Regions from separate parts of the Mus musculus genome. Here region 2 is linked to region 1. The links are chromatin loops, found by intact Hi-C in ENCODE. Cell type or tissue: heart. All regions are shown on one strand. Each heading gives the region's core, and the rest is flanking DNA. Links, peaks and the distances in the headings are about the cores only. Region 1 has its middle 20 kb from the start of Fscn1. Region 2 overlaps Rnf216 (ring finger protein 216).

Evidence for each region. Peaks named below come from ENCODE experiments on the same cell type or tissue, not always from the same donor. Only the 100,000 strongest peaks of a DNase experiment are listed, where the experiment ranks them.
Region 2: a loop joins it to region 1, with 2.3 times the contacts of the local background. A loop is called at or near these places in 3 of 42 quality-filtered maps.

What each region holds. Positions count from the first base shown.
Region 1 is chr5:142,939,025-142,941,934 of GRCm38, forward strand. No RefSeq gene overlaps it. Among named protein-coding and RNA genes, the nearest start is that of Fscn1, 20 kb to the right of the region's middle. In heart, for the core only: CTCF peaks have their summits at 1,538 (motif pointing right) and 2,105 (motif pointing left); no DNase peak of the experiment used is centred there.
Region 2 is chr5:142,999,840-143,002,749 of GRCm38, forward strand. All of the region lies in intron 15 of Rnf216 (ring finger protein 216), which reads right to left. Among named protein-coding and RNA genes, the nearest start is that of Gm43380, 38 kb to the right of the region's middle. RefSeq lists an enhancer at 1-2,283. In heart, for the core only: no CTCF peak of the experiment used is centred there; DNase peaks (open chromatin) are centred at 1,002 and 1,492; H3K4me3 peaks cover 742 bases; H3K27ac peaks cover 2,448 bases.

The sequences.
Region 1 (2,910 bases), core at 187-2,686:
AGGTTGGTAGCCAGCTGGTCCTAGAGTTCTCCTGTCTCCACAGCAACCGTGGTTACAGATCCTGACTTCCCTCATGGATGCTGGGGATTTGAACTCAGTTCCTCATGCCTGTGTTTCAAGTATCTTACCCACTGAAACATCTCCCCAGCTTCTCCTGTGTCCTAATGACATGTCATATGGCTTTTCTTTTCACAGCTTGCCTATTTGAGACGATATTTTCCTTTTTTTTTTTTTTTTTTGTTTTTTTGTTTTTTGAGACAGGGTTTCTCTGTATAACCCTGGCTTGTCCTGGAGCTCACTTTGTAGACCAGGCTGGCCTCGAACTCAGAAATCTGCCTGCCTCTGCCTCCCAAGTGCTGGGATTAAAGGCGTGCGCCACCACCGCCTGGCGAGACGATAATTTCTAAAGGTACAAACAAAAATTTGGAGTCTGGTCGTGGCTGGTCATAGCTGAAATAATCCTGGCACTTGAGAGGAGGGGAAGGGTCAGGGTTTGGCGGTGTGAGGCAGTGTCCAATAAAGGAAAGCAGAGGGGACCTCCATGATGGCTCAGCAGGCAAAGGGGCGCGCTGCCAGGCCTGCCAACCTCAGTTTGACTCCCGAACCCTCAGAATGGAGAGAACTGATTCTCGAAAAATGTTCACTGATCTCTACATACGTTACCAAGGTGCACACACACACACACACACACACACACACACACGACTAATTGAAGCAGAACAGGATAGCAAATCAAAGACAGAGCTTGGTGGTGCTGCATGTCTTCAATCCCAGATTCAGAGGCAGGCTGAGCTTTGAAAGTTGGAGGCTAGCCTGGTCTACAGAGGGAGTTACAGGATAGTCAAGGCTTCAAACTTAAAATGTAACTGACAATGGCCTTGAACTCTTGTTTCTCCAGCCTCAGTTCTGGACTACAAGTACTGGGATTACAACACAAAGAAACTTTGTCTCAAAAACACAAAAACAACAACCCTCCCTGCCCTTCCAAAAATCCATGAGCAAACAAACGAAATGAAGGCAGGAGCCTCCTGTTTGAGGCTAAGCTCCCTCAATGAGTCACAACCCAAGAGAATAAAAGTCAAAAACTCAAGTGGCCATGCTGAATTTCAAGTGACCCAGGGAAAAGAACTCACCTGTTGTCTGATCTTCGGAGAAACTCATAGATGAATATATAACAACCCCGCTTTCCAGTCAGGCCAGTTTAAATCATCAGGTATTGAAGTTCTTTGCTTTAATTATAACCAAAAAGTGTTACCATAAGACACCTGGGTATCAATCTCTTGAGTGTCCTTAGTTTTCGACTCCCAAGGTCCCTCTTTCTCTAAAGCCAGCCCCTCCCTAATGCAGCAGGACAGCCTACCCTTAGTAGATCTTTAAGTTAAAAAAAAAGGTGAAGATTTATATATTTGTTTGTTCGCCTGCCCATCCATCTACCCATCCATCCATCCATCCATCCATCCATCCATCCATCCATCCATCCATCCATCTATGAGTTTTACTACCTGTGTACTGTATGCATGTACATCTGCTTACCAGAAGAGGGCATCAGATCCTAATGTAGATGGTTGTGAGCCACCATGTGGGTCCTGGGAACTAAACGAGGTCTCCAGAAGGGCAGCCAGTGTTCTTAACCTCTGAGTCATCTCTCCAGGCCCTGTTAAGTGAAACTTACTGTAAGTTTTCCTTCCTGCTGCCTTGTCTCTCTCCATTTGCTTCTTTCTTTCTTTACTTTGTGGTGCTGGAATCCCTAGGCCATACTGACTTTTTTACTTTTTAAAAACTCAGGAGTGGTAGCGCATGCCTTTAATCCCAGCACTCGAGAGGCAGAGACAGGAGGATTTCTGAGTTTGAGGCCAGTCTGGTCTACAAAGTGAGTTCCAGGACAGCCAGGTCTATACAGAGAAACCCTGTCTCGAAAAAACAAACAAACAAACAACCTCAGGAGTGGAGAGATGGCCCAGCAGCTAAGAGCATCCGTTGCACTTGCAGAGGACCCAAGTTCAGTTCCTAGCACCCTACACAGGTGTTCATAACCACCTGTAACTCCAGCTCCCGGGGATCTGACGCCCTCTTCTGGCCTCCTCAGGCAACTGCATGCATGAACCACCCCAAGACACACACATACATTTAAAGATAAAGTAAATCCTTTAAAAAATTCATTCATTCATTCATTCATTCATCCATTCATCCATTCATCCATTCATCCATTCATCCATTCATCCATTCATCCATTCATCCATTCATCCATTCATCCATTCATCCAGAGACAGGGCCTCATATATCCCAGACTGGCTTCAAACTCAATACACATCCAGGCTGGCCTTGAACTCTTTCCCCTGCCTCCACTCCTGAGTGTTGGGGTTGCAGGCATGGAACAGCATGTCTTATGACTTCTAGTTTTTAAAATTTGTTTGTTTTTATTTTTTGACACAGGGTCTCCCTATGTAGTCTTGGCTGTCCTGGAATTTGCTATGTAGACCAGGCTGGCCTTGAACTCACAGAGACCCCCCTGCCTCTGCTTTCTGAGTGCTTGAATTAAAAGAATGTGCCAACAAACCCAGGTTGTTAGTTTTGTTTGTTTATTTGAGAATCCTAAACTATCTCTAGAAAGGAAAAGGTGGGTCTGGGAGGTGGCTCAGTGGGTAACTTTTATGTGTGTTTGTGTGTGGCCACATGAGTTGGAGAGACAGCTCAACAGTTAAGAGTGCTTGGTGTGGGCTGGTGAGATGGCTCAGTGGGTAAGAGCACCCGACTGCTCTTCCGAAGGTCCAGAGTTCAAATCCCAGCAACCACATGGTGGCTCACAACCATCTGTAACAAGATCTGACTCCCTCTTCTGGAGTGTCTGAAGACAGCTACAGTGTACTTACATATAATAAATAAATAAACCTTAAAAAAAAAAAAAAAAAA
Region 2 (2,910 bases), core at 252-2,751, 61 kb after region 1:
TCCACGCCTGGGTCTGTAGCCCCAAGCGAAAGGTCCCCTAGTCTAGGTCTGGTTTATAGTAACAAACACAACTGCTGAGGTGGAGAGTCTAGCTCAATGGCAGAATGTTGTACGGAATGATCAAGGTCCTGGGTGTAATCTCCAGCACAGAAAATACAAATAAAACCCAACAAACCAGCAAACAAAGAAACAAAAACACTTACCAGACATAATTAACTCCTAAGAACATTCTGGTATATTTCTAATGTTTCCCCCCTCTTTTTCTGGCTTGACTTTGAAAATTCTAGACTTCACACTGGAAGGCCACTTTCCGCCATGGCTTCTATTCTCACACAGGGACTAGCAGGGTCAGTCAGAGGGCACTCAGACTTACAGACCCCAGTGCTCCACCGGTCCTCAGGCTATCTTGAAACCCACCCCCAACCTGTCTGCCGTGGTCACAGGCCACAGTGGGGAGGAGTCTGGCAATGCTCTCTCTGGCTCCTGGGCTATAGAAGCATGCTATAGGCCTGAAGAAGTTTGTCTGTGTTCTTTTCTGAAGAGAAAAGATAGGGAGGTCGGGGGAGACTGGCCAGTGTTAAGGAGAGGGTGAGGACATACCAGGCTGTCATGGAAGTGAATTATGAAGTGCCTCTTTGACACCTACAGCTATCTTAAGAAACAAGCCTTCAGCTCACCTGAATTCGATGACAATGGGGAAGGAAGTGCGGGAAGCACCCCAGGGTTGGCAGGGCAAAGGTGAAAGTGAAATGTGGCCCCTCACATCCAGCAGGCCCCGTACTTGCAGTAGAGAGAAGCAGGGCGGGGAGGTTTTAGTTCCCATCCTTGAGGTCTCTGAGCTCAGCAGGACACAGAAGGCACCAGGAGAGGCTACAGGGCTGGCCGGTGGTGGGTGGGGAGTTGCGGCCAGAGTTTGAGGGAGAAAGCAGGGCCTAGCAGTTCTAGAATTTCACAGGAAGTGAGGAAGAAGTCACCAGAGTAGTTTTCATTAAGAGCGGAAATGCAGAGACATCTGCTTGTCCCTGAACCACAAGCACCACAGCTGTCCATGCAGCGGGGTCTGCACAAAGAAACTGCAGGTAGTGGAGCGGAGGCAGAGGCTGTGCCTGCAGGTCAGACACAGCTTGTGGGTTAAAATACATGCCTGAGTACCTGGCACAAGACCTTCCCTCCCAAGACCCTATGAGCCCAAACCCCAGTCTGATTTCTCATTACCTGCTTGCCTGCTGGCCAGGCTCCTGTGACTTGGCTTGACTTTCCTTCCCCCTAGAAAGATGACAGGCAAGCAAGCCTGCTGCTGCCCGACCCAGCCCCTTCCCCCATGATTCTGCTCTTGTGTGGCCACAGCTGTTGTTAATAAACTTGCAAGGATTTCGTGAAAGCTTCCAAAGAGCTAGAGATTTAGTTTCAAATTATTCCCAGCTCAGTTGCGGGACTGCATGAGAACAGCAGCCCCTAACCCCCACCCCAGCTGTCTCCCGACAACAGGAAATTGGGATGTGTGGGGGGAGCAGCATGGAGGGGAAAACCCAGCTAGGGAGGCACATGCTGTGCAGAGGGAAACAGAAATGTTCTGGGAGGAGCAAAGATTACACAGGCTCCAGACCAGCCTCTAGTTTCAGCAGCCATCTTCTTAAGTCAGGAAGCCAAGCATCCCAATGCCTCTGACCAGGGCACCTCCTCCACAAGGACCTCTAGTGTCCAGCGGTCCATCAAGGAGGCAGAGCTGCAGGCCTCTCCTGCCGTCAGCAGTCTGCTCAGCTGAGAAGGTGTTCAGTGAGCCCCCCACCCCACGGGAAGGTCTACTTGGCTCACAGGACTGAGACCCATGGGCACATCTTGGCCATCTAGTTGTGGAAAGCCTTATGAACAGAAGAGCTGGGCGTTACCAAGTCCAGGATCCTGGACAGTTTTCCTAATTTCCTAATCTGCAAAAATGTGTCCCCCCCCCCCCCCCCCCCGTCATGTCCTCAGCCGAAGTCCCATTTAACATTCCAAAAGCACTGTACTGTGAGGGAAGTTTCATCAGTGTACCCATTCTACCCATGCTCCTCTTTGTATTGTTCTACAGAAACAATGGGGCTGAAGATAGTGAGCAGAAATAAAAGTCAGAGCTGATGACTACAAGTTCTTGTTGTTGTCTTTTTTTTTTTTTTTTTTTTGAGACAGGGTCTTCTAGAACTTGCTATATAGACTAGGCTGGCCCAGAACTCAGGAAAAAAAAAATCACCTGCCTCTGCATTCCCAGTGCCACAATACACAGCCCGAAGGTTTTGAGACGGACATGAAGGCTGACTGCTATTTCAGTAAGCGGTTTCAATACTGCAGAGGACACACAACAGCAGGGTGAGGCCCTGAGGAGAGAGGAAAATCTCTTCTCTGACATTTTACAGGAAGGGGGAACTCTGCTGTTTTGTTTTGTTTTGTTTTTTTTCCAGACAGTCTCTCTGTGTAGCCTTGGCTGTCCTGGAATTTGTCTTTGGACTAGGGAGGCAGCAACAGGTGAATTTCTGTGAGTTTGAGGTAGACCTGGTCTACACAGCAAGTTCCACGATGACTCTGTCTCAAAACAAAACTAAAACAAACAGGCATGGCCCTGGTTAACCGTGACTACTGTTCTAAGGGGGTGCAAGGGAATGTCACTTTTCTTTTTTCTGAGGCAAGGACTTTATATAGCCCAGGCTGCCCTTGAGCTCACTACGGAGCCAACGATGACCCTGATCATCTCATCTTTTAGTCTCCATTTGAATCCTGCAGCTGATGGTAGATGCATGTACCACCACGCTCGCTCAGTTCTGAAGAGAACAGCGAGGGTTTCACATCTGCTAGGTAAGTTCTCTACCAATTACCATTCTAAGCCTTTTTATTTTTGTAGAAAATAAAATTTAAAAGTTAGGGGAAAATGATGAG